Linked DNA regions of Mus musculus: all the other regions are linked to region 3. A link is a loop called in an ENCODE intact Hi-C map of the cell type or tissue named here. Cell type or tissue: heart. All regions are shown on one strand.

Evidence for each region. Hi-C counts contacts between places; a loop is a spot of excess contacts. Peaks named below come from ENCODE experiments on the same cell type or tissue, not always from the same donor. Only the 100,000 strongest peaks of a DNase experiment are listed, where the experiment ranks them.
Region 1: a loop joins it to region 3, with 12 times the contacts of the local background. A loop is called at or near these places in 4 of 42 quality-filtered maps.
Region 2: it touches region 3 in a loop (2.3-fold over the local background); 4 of 42 quality-filtered maps call a loop at or near these places.

What each region holds. Positions count from the first base shown.
Region 1 is chr1:128,455,014-128,459,013 of GRCm38, reverse strand. No RefSeq gene overlaps it. Among named protein-coding and RNA genes, the nearest start is that of Gm23902, 33 kb to the left of the region's middle. In heart, no CTCF peak of the experiment used is centred here; DNase peaks (open chromatin) are centred at 1,733 and 2,543; H3K4me3 peaks cover 421 bases; H3K27ac peaks cover 793 bases.
Region 2 is chr1:128,703,305-128,707,304 of GRCm38, reverse strand. No RefSeq gene overlaps it. Among named protein-coding and RNA genes, the nearest start is that of Cxcr4, 110 kb to the right of the region's middle. In heart, no CTCF peak of the experiment used is centred here; a DNase peak (open chromatin) is centred at 2,004.
Region 3 is chr1:128,590,261-128,594,260 of GRCm38, reverse strand. Cxcr4 (chemokine (C-X-C motif) receptor 4) reads left to right here and starts at 1,962. Exons shown (of 2, transcript NM_009911.3): 1 at 1,962-2,072. The coding sequence starts at 2,052. In heart, a CTCF peak has its summit at 1,618 (motif pointing left); DNase peaks (open chromatin) are centred at 980, 1,870, 2,380 and 3,280; H3K4me3 peaks cover 3,479 bases; H3K27ac peaks cover 2,075 bases; H3K27me3 peaks cover 662 bases.

The DNA of each region.
Region 1 (4,000 bases), 140 kb after region 3:
CAGTTGCAGATCTTGCAGAGCACCTGGGTTCAGTTTCTAGTACCCACATAGCAGCTCACAATGATCTGTAACTCCAGTTCCAGGGGATCCAATGCCCAGTTCTGGCCTCCTCACATGATATAAATACATAGATGCAGACAAAACCTTCATACACATGAAATAAAAATAAACAAGTCTTGAGAGAGAAAGAGGAGAGAGAGAGAGAGAGAGAGAGACTACCTTAATGAGGTAGAAAGATCGTCTCCCACATACATTAACAGTAAAATAAATAAGATACAATGTCATCCTTGGCTATACAGAGAAGTTGAGGCCAGCCTGGGATACATTCGACCCTGTCACAAAAATAAATAAGTAAGTAAGTAAATAAATAAATAAATAAATAAATAAATAAATAAATAGGTTTCAGGGAGCTGGGATTATAGCTTGATGGTAGAGCATTTCCTGGCATGTCTAAGGCCCTGGGTTCAGTCTCTAGCACAGCACATAGAACCAAATACACAATGAGGACCTAATGCCTTTGCTGAGCATAGAGACGATACGGAGTGACAAGTAGCAATTCACAGCATCCAGTTCAACGTCGCCTAGTACACATGCCTGATAGCCTGCATCCCAGAGGTACGAAGTCATCTCTCTTGGACTGAAAGCCCAGTCCAAATTCTGCACCTCTTCTTCTTACAGTAATGCAAGTGCAGTTTTCATTACAGTGTTCCAAGATGAGAGAGATACTGGATTCTCTAAGAATCCCTGAAAGCCACAGCACTGAAATCCCTGACCTACTGGATATCTGTTTGGCATCCAGACTTCTTAGAGTGTTGGTTCTCAACCTGTGGGTCTCAACCCCATTGAGGGTCACAGATCAAATATCCTGCATATCAGTATTTACATTACAATTCACCACAGTTATGAAGTAGCAATGAAAACAATAATTTTATGGTTTGGGGGTCTTTTGCATACCTAGCTAGTCTTTGCTTCCCCTCAACCAGGAGACGTTTAAAGGGAAAGGACAGCCTGCAGAGAGATAGGAGACAAAAGAGGAATGAACATGAGCAAAAGAAGGAGAGAGAAAGGTGGAGGTGGGGTGAGCTATAGCTCAGTTAGGAGAGCATGGTTATCTAACAAGCACTAGATCCTGGTCCCATTTCCAGCACCCAACAAGCTGCAAGTTGTATGGGTCTGTAATTCAACTTCCCGCTTGGGAAGTAGAGGCAGGGACATTCAAGGTCTTCTTCTGCTGCATATTGAATTTGAGGCCAGTCTTAGCTAGAGAGCCTGTCTGTCAAAAGAGAAAGAGGGAGGAGTGAAAATCAGAAAGGAATGGGGGACAGGGAGGAAGAAAAGAAGAAGAGACAGAGAGAACAAAAGGAAGGAAAGAAGGACCGTGAAGAGAGAAAGACCTCTGCAGAGGAACCCGGTGCTGAGCCCACCCGGTGTTTATCATCCCAACTGAACAGGTCCTAAGGATGGCTTTTCAAGACTCGCTTTCATATCAGCGCTGTGTGATACCTGGAGTAGAGACAAGCCGAGTGGGAAGACAGTATCCCACAGAGCCCAATAGAAGATTCCCACTGGAGTTTGTTTGTCCTATATTTTATACACAGGAATTTAAGACAATATAACTCCTTCCTTTCAAAACAAGCAGTTTTCCCTTCTGGCCACCGCAGCATTAACACAATTGTTAACCCTGGCATGCCTCGTGGTCCCGGGAGCCCGCCGCCTCCCCCTTCCTCGGGACTCTGGGAGCTTCCTCTGCTCGCTGTGTGTGTTCTAAGAGTTTGCCTGCACTCTGCCTGTTTATAGCACAGGAGCAGGAAGAAACAAAGCAATTGTGAGGCTTGTTGAGAAGCTGTTCGTATGATATTAAAGGTGACCTTGCCACTTATGTTTCTATTTATTCTACTTCCTTCCAAGCCGGGGCAAATCCTTCCCTTCCGAGTTGGAGCGGCGCTCTTTGGATAGCAGTCTGTGGGAACAGAGAGGCGTTCAGGCCCTCAGAGGTTATTCATTACAGTATCTGGAGTATAGCGTTTCCTATTCACTCCCGGTCCGGTCTGTTAAGTGACTGTTGCTTGGCAGAAGGAAAGGGAGGCTTTGGTGAGAAGCAGTTTTTGTTGTTGTTTACCTCCAAACGCTTTAATGAGGTTTAATCTTAGCGTAGTAAGGAACTTCCAAAAAATAAAATAAAATAAAATAAAATAAAATAAAATAAAAAGTAGGCATGCATAAAAGAATACCTGTGTATGGCATACATGTCTGTGTGTGTACACAGGTGCACCTGAGCAGGTGTGGCAAGCCAAGAGTGACGCTGGGTATCATCCACGGTTATTCTCGTCCTCAGAGTCAGCAGGACAGACAAGCCAGTGAGATTCCACCTGTCTCTGCCTCCCCAGTGCTGGGGTTCCAGGCAAGCACGACCACTACACTCGACTCTTTATGAGGGTCCTGGAGATCTGAACCCAGGACCTCAGGCTTGATTGTCGGGCACTTTACAGACCCATCTCAGAACACAAATAGACGCGTCATATACACAGCAGAAGCCAAATGGCACGTGCTCTCCATATTTGTGTGAGAACGTCATTTGTGAAGTTGACCGTGGTGTCTGTTAGAATAGGAGCCAAAGTTCAATCTGGAGTTAGCTGGCTATGCTGGGATTTTGCGTTGCAGTTTGTTGCATCTTTTTTTTTTTTTTTTTTTTTTTTTTTTTCCGGGAAGTAGAGGCATTTCCTGAAGGATGAAGGAGCTTAGCAGGTGCATTGCTAAGTATAGATGCAGAGGTACAGGTTGTGCTAGATAGGGGCAAAACAAGCCTTAGCAAGACGTGAGCTTGACGATTTTGGACAGTTGCTTCAGCTGTCTGGCTTTATAACTACGTCACTGAAGGTGTCAAGGTAGCTGTACTATCAACACAAGTGGAGTGTTTGCTGCATAGTGACTTAGGGAACATATAAATCAATGTGTGTTGTTAAATCGGCCCTAATCGCTTTTTCTCCACTGAAAACATCTTTCTCAAGCTGGAGGAAATGGCTTAGTAAGAACACTTGCTGTGCAAGCATGAAGAACGTGAAGAGTTTGATTCCCCGGGACTAATGTAAATGCCAGTCATAGCCAAGCATGCCTACAACCCCAGTGCAGAGGACTGGAGACAAGCGAAGTCCAGACAAGCTCACTGGCTAACCAGCCTAGCCTAAAGGGCAAGAGCAAGAGAGGAAGACACCAGACGTCCTGCTCTGGCCCCTGCATTCTCATACACTGGCCCATGCATCTGAAAACACAGGTGCACATACATACACACCACACACAAACACAAAAGAACAGGCTTGCTTTCATTAAAAACAAATTCTATTATATCTGTGCATCTGTCTGTCTCTAAGGACATGCACTATGGCACTTGGGTAAAAGTCAGACAACCTGCAAGAGTTGGTTCTCTCCTCTACCAGGTGGATCTCTAAGATTGAACTCAGACCATCAGGTTTCATGGCAAGCTCCTCTATCCACTGGACCATCTCGAAGGCCTTCTTGGTTTGATTTGGCTCCTTAAAATGTTTGGATAATTCTTATCTCCTCACAGTATAGGTAGATATTTTGTCTTTGAGGTCCACTGTGTGAAATACATGTTGTTGAGTCCTTTTAAAGCCTGAAGCTCCACTCAACTGCTTACTCTTTTCTCAGTGAGCTTCACCAAGTTTACCTCCTCCTGCCCACCTACCCCCACCCACCTTATTTTTATGTTTTCATGCTGTTTTTGAGTTAGAGTCATGTAACCAAGGCTGGCCTCAAACCCACTATGCAGCCAAGATTGACCCTGAACCTCTCATCCTCCGGCCTTCATTTCCCATGTTCTAGGATTACCGTCCCGCACCACCAGGCCTAGTTTACATGGTGCTAGGGATTGAACCCAAGGCCGCAGGTATGCTTGGCAAGCACAGTGCCAACTGAGTTGTGTCCTCAGCCCCCATCAAGCCCCTTTCTTGATTAGAATTCCAATTGATCTAGAAGAAATGAG
Region 2 (4,000 bases), 110 kb before region 3:
GAGAAGTCTCTGGTTACTGTAATAATCCAATATGGTAGTCTCCTGGAACTACGGATAGGATTAGGGCTATAGAACTGTGTTCATCCAGCAGGATGCTGGTAAAAGCATCCTTATACTGAGCATTCATTTAGTGTCTCATCTGAATCTGTCTGTCCATCAATGGTTCCAGTCAGTTCTGAATCGCCTGGTTTCAGAGAAGAAATGAGGTCATTCAAAGCACCACACAGAAACAAGGGGGAGTTGGGATTTTTATTGGCTTTTACTTGTTTTAAGTCATAACACAAAACAATATTGTGTCTCAGTGGGTGGTGTGGGCCCTTGCTTTGGGCTGAGGACTGTAATGGGTTGAGCTCATTCAAGCGAGGTGTTGAGTATACATGTCTCTCATCTGCTCGGAGAGGTAGATTTATGTGACGGGACGAAAGCATGCCTTCTCTCTTTCTTCATCACCCAGTGGAAGATGGATGAAGAGAGAATCCAGAGATAAAGGGATTTATCTCACTCTTGGACCAGGTTTAGCTGAAACACTGAAGGCTCAGTCTGAGGTCTCTCAATCTGAGGGCAAAGGAGAGGGAAGAGAGTGTAGCCTCCAACTTCTCTGGCTCTGGAGAGCCTAGCAATGGATGGTTCCCCGAGGAACCAAACTCCTGAGAGGTGACACCATGGAGCTCACCCTCTGGATACTTCCATTTCTCCAGGCCATCCTGCCCATCAAAGGCATCGTGAAGAAAAGGAGCAAGATGTTGGTCTCCAGGGCCTGCTTTGATGTTTCTAGATGTTCTCCCCAAAGCTGCTGCCATTTTAAAATAAACACATATCCCTCCCTTGCTCTGGCCTTCATTATCTTAGAAAACGCTCTGGGTCTGCCCTCAACTATCACCACAAAAGGAACAAGGTAAAAGGCTAGGAGACAGTCATATCAGCAAAGTGTTGGCTTTACAAGCATGCAGACCTCAGGGCAATCCCCAGAACCCACATGAAAATACCCAGGGGTGCTGGTACCTGCTTATCATCTAAACACTGAGGAGGGAGAGACAGGAAAATCTCCAGCCTAGTCTACTTGCTGAGCTCCAGGTCAGTGAGAGAACTTGTCTCAAAGGAGACGGACCCTGTTCCTGACCCAAAGTTGTCCTCTGGCCTGCAAACACACACACACACACACACACACACACACACACACACACACACACAAATAGGGAGGGACGGGGAGGAAGGGAAGAAGAGAGGGAGGAAAGAAAGAAGGAAAGAAGGGGAGGAGGAAAGGAGGGAGAGAAGAAGGAGAGGAACAAAAGAAAGAACAAGAAATAAAGTAAGCGTGTCCCAGCTCAAGACAGCTAAGTTTCTCTCCTTGGAGGACAAGCTATCCAGGCCAAGCTCACCACCATCCTGTTCCTGAGACGATGAGGCCTTGTCTCTTTTGATGTCAACCTGTTCTATGTAAGGGAAGGCTGAATGAAGCAAAACTTTAGAGAGAAAATAGTCCTCTTTCTTTGTTGAATAAAGCAAACATGAACTTAGCTACTTTACACTAGCAGGCCTGATGTACTACTGAATTGAATCTGACCACTCTGAAGTGGAAAGAAAAGAATGGGGACAACACACACACACACACACACACACACACACACACACACACACACACACACACACATACACACACACACACCAGAGTCTGGAAAAGGAGGCAGGTACAATGTTGACGACTGGCTGAGTCCCTCGTGCCTGCATCCACCTGGTCCTGAGAAGCAGGTCCAAGGAACCAAGAGTTCTTGTTCCCAAGAACACAGAAGCACTCCTGCAGTGTTAGTTGGGGAGTGGGGAGGATGGTAACTAAGAGTCCTCCTCTATACACACCAGGGGAGAAAGTCCCAGTGTCTGAAAAACAAACACTTATAAATAGGGAAGTGTCTGGGGCTGAGAAAAGCAGCAGACACCTGACAGCTTTCATTACGCAAATCACAATTAGTCCTCCAAAGCAAGTGACTAAAGTCTGCATCAGTAGGAAGAAGTTGACCCCGGGGTTTCTACAGTCTGATGACTAGAGTCGGAGGCTTTCAAAACAGGAAGCACCAGATATAATATCAAATGACCCAGACAGTAAAAAGCAAGGCAGAAAAAAAGATTCTAAATTGGAAGACAGGAAGTCACAATCATGCCACCAACAATGTAGATATTTCTCTGAGATATGCTTGGCTAGATGCCCTGGCACAGCCAGATGTAGGAGTGTAACCAAAACAGAGAAGAGTGACTGAGGCCAGATCCTCAGAAATGGTCAAGATAGTACCATTCTTGATACTCCCACCCCTGAAATATCAGATGTTATGTTTCTAGGATCTAAGAGCAGCCTGTACAGGCAGAAGGCTGGATGCTACTGTCGATCAGCCCTGGATCTATGCTGCTACAACAACCAAAAATAAAAACCAACCCTCCAGCCACCTCCTTGCTCAGATGCTCCCTTCTCCCAGAGTCCTGCCTCTCCTCCACTCTCACTCTCCACCCAGCTGGTCCAAGGGATTCCTGAAGTTAACAGAGAGCTTCCCTACTTTTGGTCAATGACTGATGGGGGTCGCCATCTTTGAACTCCTGAACATGAGTCCTGGGGTTCCCACTATAAGGATGCTAAGTTGTCTCTACTGGAATTTCAAATTCCATGATTTACACCTGTGGGATGCAGTTGCTATGTAGCTCCCACCTGCTAGAGAATGAAAACCCACACAAAGGAAAGCCACATGGTTCCTACAGAGCAGAAAGAAGAGCTTATCTCATATGATGCAATTATACCCTTGGGTCCAACCTGACAGACACCAAACCATGCTCTTGAGCTGCTGAGAGCAATGATGCCTCCTGCTCCTTCAGCTGAGAGTGTGTCTCTTGCAATACAAGTTGTTGAAATTTAGTAAACAAAGGGGCAAGTCTCCAGTCTCTATGAGGCATTCAGGAGGCCTTTGCTGTTGTTACATTGTCCCGGGAGCAGCCTACTGCTGCCGTCACTCTGAAACCTTAACACAAGCTCCCTATCCCTCTGGATCTTTCCTCCTCTGGAATGCAGAGTTCAACCAAGAGGGTTAGCACGCTAGCAAGTACTAAGATTATGACCTCAACTCCTAACCATCTCCTGAAATGTTTCAAAGACCCAAAGCAGTGCTCAGGATACACCCGACCTTCCATTCCAACAGGTGCTTCCAGCAATGTTACAAAATACAAACAGGAAAGTGTAAGTTATCTGGAAAGTTGTGGCTCAGGAAAACTCTACCACTGAAGTGTCTCTCCGAGTCCAGATGTTCAAAAGTTACCAGAGATGTGAGGGCACTGCCCTTTCTTCCTGAGCAAGACTTCTGTGGCCCCTGAATGGCCATAGAGAGATCATGCAAAAGCAGTCACCAAGAACATAAAATAATAATAATAATAAATATAAAGTGAGATCTGGGAAGATGCTCTGTGGACAAAGCATTTGCTATGCAAGCATGTGGATGTGAGGACAAAACCACAGGTCCCCCACAAAACCCAGGTGAGATGATGTGTGTTTGCAAGCCCAGGGTTTCCATGGCAAGATGGGAGATGAAAACAAGATAACCCCAGGTCAGAAGTCAGTTAGCCCGATGAATGAAGCAGTGAACAAGAGACCCTATTTAAACAAGATGGAGGGTAAAGAGGTACTGGAGACTCTCTTCTGATTTGTATTCACACAAACAATACCATACACACACACACACATACACATACACACACATACACATACAGACATCCACACCATACCCCCATATACACAGCACAAACACATACATACACATACATACACCACACCCATACACAGCACACATATGCACAGAACACATACACACACAGTACACACATATGTACCACACACACACCACACATACATACCCACCCTCACACACACACACACACACACACACACACACACATATACACATACATATATACACAATACACATATAAACACCACACACATACAATCACATACAAAAACACATATATA
Region 3 (4,000 bases):
TACTCAGATTGTACTCTCTGTCGTTCAGGGACAGGTTCGCAAGATTCCCTTTCTCCCATTTTAGCCTTTGGGAATGCAGGAATTTGGAGGCTAGACACAGCTCACCATCCTGCTGCTACCGATCTTGAACACCAGCGCTCTTTTAATGGGTCTGATATTCCGGTCCACGGGCTCTTCTGTCTGTCCTAACTAGTTTATGGAAATATGAGCCTATGTTTTAGTAATGATTGGATATAATTAAAAGTGCTTGTGGAAGTTCTTGGCTTTTAACTTAGCAGTTTTTGAGGGTCGCACTTCCTAATTTCATCCTTAGCTTTTCTGGATCACATAAGTGCAGGGCAGAAGAGGACTTTGACAGCACATTTTGAAGGAGAGTGCCCAGGCCATACAGGAAGATGGAGAGAGACGAGTTCCCAGGCTGTAAAACAGCTCCCCAGCACTTCCAACCGAAAGCCTTCCTTAGCTAAAGAAGGAGGTGCAAATGATAGTACAGTTAGTAGACTGCTTGCCTAGCCTACACAAAGCTCTGATTTAAGCCCTATCAGCACGAAAATTGGGCGTGGTGGCACACAACTGTAATCCCAGTACTAGGCAGGTGACAAACGGGATCATCAGAAATTCATGGTCATCCTTAACTACATACGGAGCCTGAGTCCAGCCTGTACTACATAAAACTGCCTCAAACAAAACAAACAAACAAACAAACAAACAAACAAAAAAGGAACGGGAGAAGTGGGGCGGGGATGGAGTTGAGGGCGCAGTCTGGGCCTGCCTATCCTTTGGTCCATTCCAGGAGGGGGTGGGGGCGGTATCTGGGTTGCATAGCAACCCAGGCTCCTGCTGCCGGATGTCTCACCACCCCCAGTGCCCCCGGCATTGGATCCCGCGGTCTCTGGCTGGAGGTCTGGTTGGTTCTGACCCCACCCTTTTCTCCCTCCCCGCCTAGCCCAGGCTCGGCGCCGGTCGGATCCCGCGCGAGCCTGGGAAGCAGTCTGGGCGCCCACTGCAACCTTAGCCTGTCTGAGATTCCCTAGCCATCCACGCCCCCAACCTGACCTAACTAGCTCTTCACTAAGACTTCCCATCTTAGTGTTCTGCGTGGGAGACGCGAGATAGGCATGAAGCGAAAGCTCTGGGCTCAGGCCAGGCTTTGCAGTCCCAGGCTGCTCCATTTGGTCTCTTGGAGCTCGTGGAGCGCCCACTGACTGCGCATGAATCGCGGCTAGCTTCCCAGCTGGGACTCTGTAATTATCTGTTAACTAGATGCATCCCCCTATGTGCTTATGAAATGAAAATGAACCAGTGTTTCTGTGCGGATTTCTTAGGATGTGATTACACAAAGTCCTCGCCGCTCAATTCTTTATAATAAAGCACATTTCAATCATTTTACATACACACACACCCAAATCTCTTCACGAAATTGTTGCCACTATTGTGACTTTCTTCCTGGGAGTATATCTGCTTCTGGATGGGTCCGCAAGTGCTTTCTGCCACACCTGACCCTAATGTCATTATATGAATATGTAGTAACACACACTTGCTTGGAAGAGTTTTGGTAGTAATCACTCCTGACAGCTCAGAGTATAGAACCCTGGCGGAGGTTCCAACATTGCCGCCTACTGGTTAGGCAGGCTCCAAGTCACACACCCCCATCCCCAGTCTTGTCTCAAGTTCTCCACCCGTAAACTCCAGGTCTAAAATTCTATCCACGTGGGTAAGGATGGATGCGCGACCCGCAGAAACACCCTGGCTGGCATCCTGCTTTCCCCAACTCTGAGAACATTATCCGGCCAGGCTCTGGACCCATACTGACTTAAAACACAACAGCAGTGGCTCTTGGACTTCTGTTTGCCCGCGCCCTGCGCCCCGCCCCCGCCAGTCTCCTCCCGCCCCGTCCGAGCTGCGCATGCGCCGCCCCGGGAGCGTGTTTTTATAAAAGTCCGGTTCGGGCCAGAAACTTCAATTTTGTTGCCTGGTGCAGCAGGTAGCAGTGAAACCTCTGAGGCGTTTGGTGCTCCGGTAACCACCACGGCTGTAGAGCGAGTGTTGCCATGGAACCGATCAGTGTGAGTGTAAGTCCACTTGCATCCTACTTTATAGTAAACGTGCAAACGTGTGAACTTAGAGCTCAGCCCCTTTAAGGAGCGGGTTGAAGCAACTAAAACCTTGAGGGGTGTCAGGGTCACAAGGAGGAGCGGGAACTAATTTTTTTTTATGTGTGTGAACATGGCTATAGGGGGAGGAAGATAGGAATATTTTTGCCAGTAAGTTGAGTGGGACGGGTTCAGATGGAGCTTTCCTAAGGTTGCTCTTGTTTCCCTCCCCCTTGAGTCCCGCGGCGCGCGCCGACTTGCACGCTGTTTGCAAACGTCCCAGTTTTTTGAAAAAGGGAGAAGGGCTTGCCCTCTGTCCCAAGACTCAGACCATCGTCTGGTCCTCCTGAAAACAGGAGTTTTCTTAGAGTTTCTTACATTGTGTGAATTTAGAGACTTTAGTCGGCACGCGTAGGCACTACATTCTGGGTGAGCTTCGAACCGGAGCGTCTTGGAGCGGTTCTTGGAGTTAGGAGTGCGGTTCTGAAATTCCATAGTGCAGACAGAGGAGCGCCCGTCTTCGGCGGGAAAAGTGAGCTAGTCTGCCGCGTCGCTTGCCTAGAGGGGGGGCACAAACTGCGGCAGCCGCGGAGAGAACGTCGCTTTGGGATGGAGCAGCAGCGCTTTGCGGGCATCCGACCCGCCACTTCCCCGCAGTGGCAAACGAACCTCCCGAGGTCGGGCTTGCCTTTAGGATCGTTCCTGAGAAAGGGTCATAAGTCTGTACCATGATGCTGCTGGCCATGACGGCGGTTGGGGACAGGAGGGCATGTTGGGACCGCACCTGGGTTGTGCCGGGTCGCCGGAGGGATGAACAGGTGCAAGCTCGGAGACTGTTTGACTGAGCCCCAGTGTTTAACCGTCGGTGGTTTCCTGAGCCTTTTGAAACCCCCTCGCTTAGGGAGGGTTTTGTTCTTTGGTGATTTTTTTTTTTTTTTCCGTTTCCTCCGGCGGCGCGCAATTCAAAGGCGCTCGCGCTGGAGCAGCCCAATCTGTCGCTCGCACCCGGAGGAACGATCCTGGCGCGCAGCCAGGAGGAACCCCTAGAACCGCTGTGTGTTGGTCGTAGACCTGGGTATGATGGGCAACGGTGCCAGCCCCTAGGTGGGTGACTCGGACATCGGGGTGCGCACGGTCTGGACCACTCCTGCTGCCTACCTCGGACTCCAGTAACTAACTGGGTCCGCTGCAGGATGGGAAGCGACCGGAAAGTGAGGAAGTGAAACTTGGGGGCGAAAACCACGGGGTACAGACCCCGTGACTTTCCCCACCCAGGACAGTGTGACTCTAACGTCCCAGATCCACCCAGTGATAAACATGGGTTTGGCAAGAGAGACCCACCTTCCAGAGAAGCGCCGCACGGGGTGAAGTAGGGGAGTGCTATTTGCTCCTTTCTAACACTCTGCTGACCCTAAACCCCCAAAGACCTTCACATTATCCAGCTTTCTTCACTACGCATGACTCGAAATGTAATAGTTTGTGTTAGACAGACGTGAGAAAAACAAGGTTTTGCGCCTAAAAAGCTAAGAGTCTTTGGGGGACCCCCACCGTCAAGCTCCGTCTTTCTTTCTTTCTTTCTTTCTTTCTTTCTTTCTTTCTTTCTTTCTTTCTTTCTTTCTTTCTTTCTTTCTTTCTTTCTTTCTTTCTCTCTCTCTCTCTCTCTCTCTCTCTCTCTCTCTCTCTCTCTTTCTTTCTTTCTTTCTTTCTTTCCTTCCTCCTTTGGCTAATCCTCATACAGAAATCCCATCTCCTTCAACACAGACTTTAACCCCACGCCGCTGGATACCACCGCACACAGTTTTGAGAGTGACTTCTTTGTTTGAATGGAGGATTTGTTTGTTTGGTTTGGTTGTGGGTTTTTTTGGCTTGGGTTTTTGTTTGTTTGTTTGTGGTTGGGGGGGGCTTTA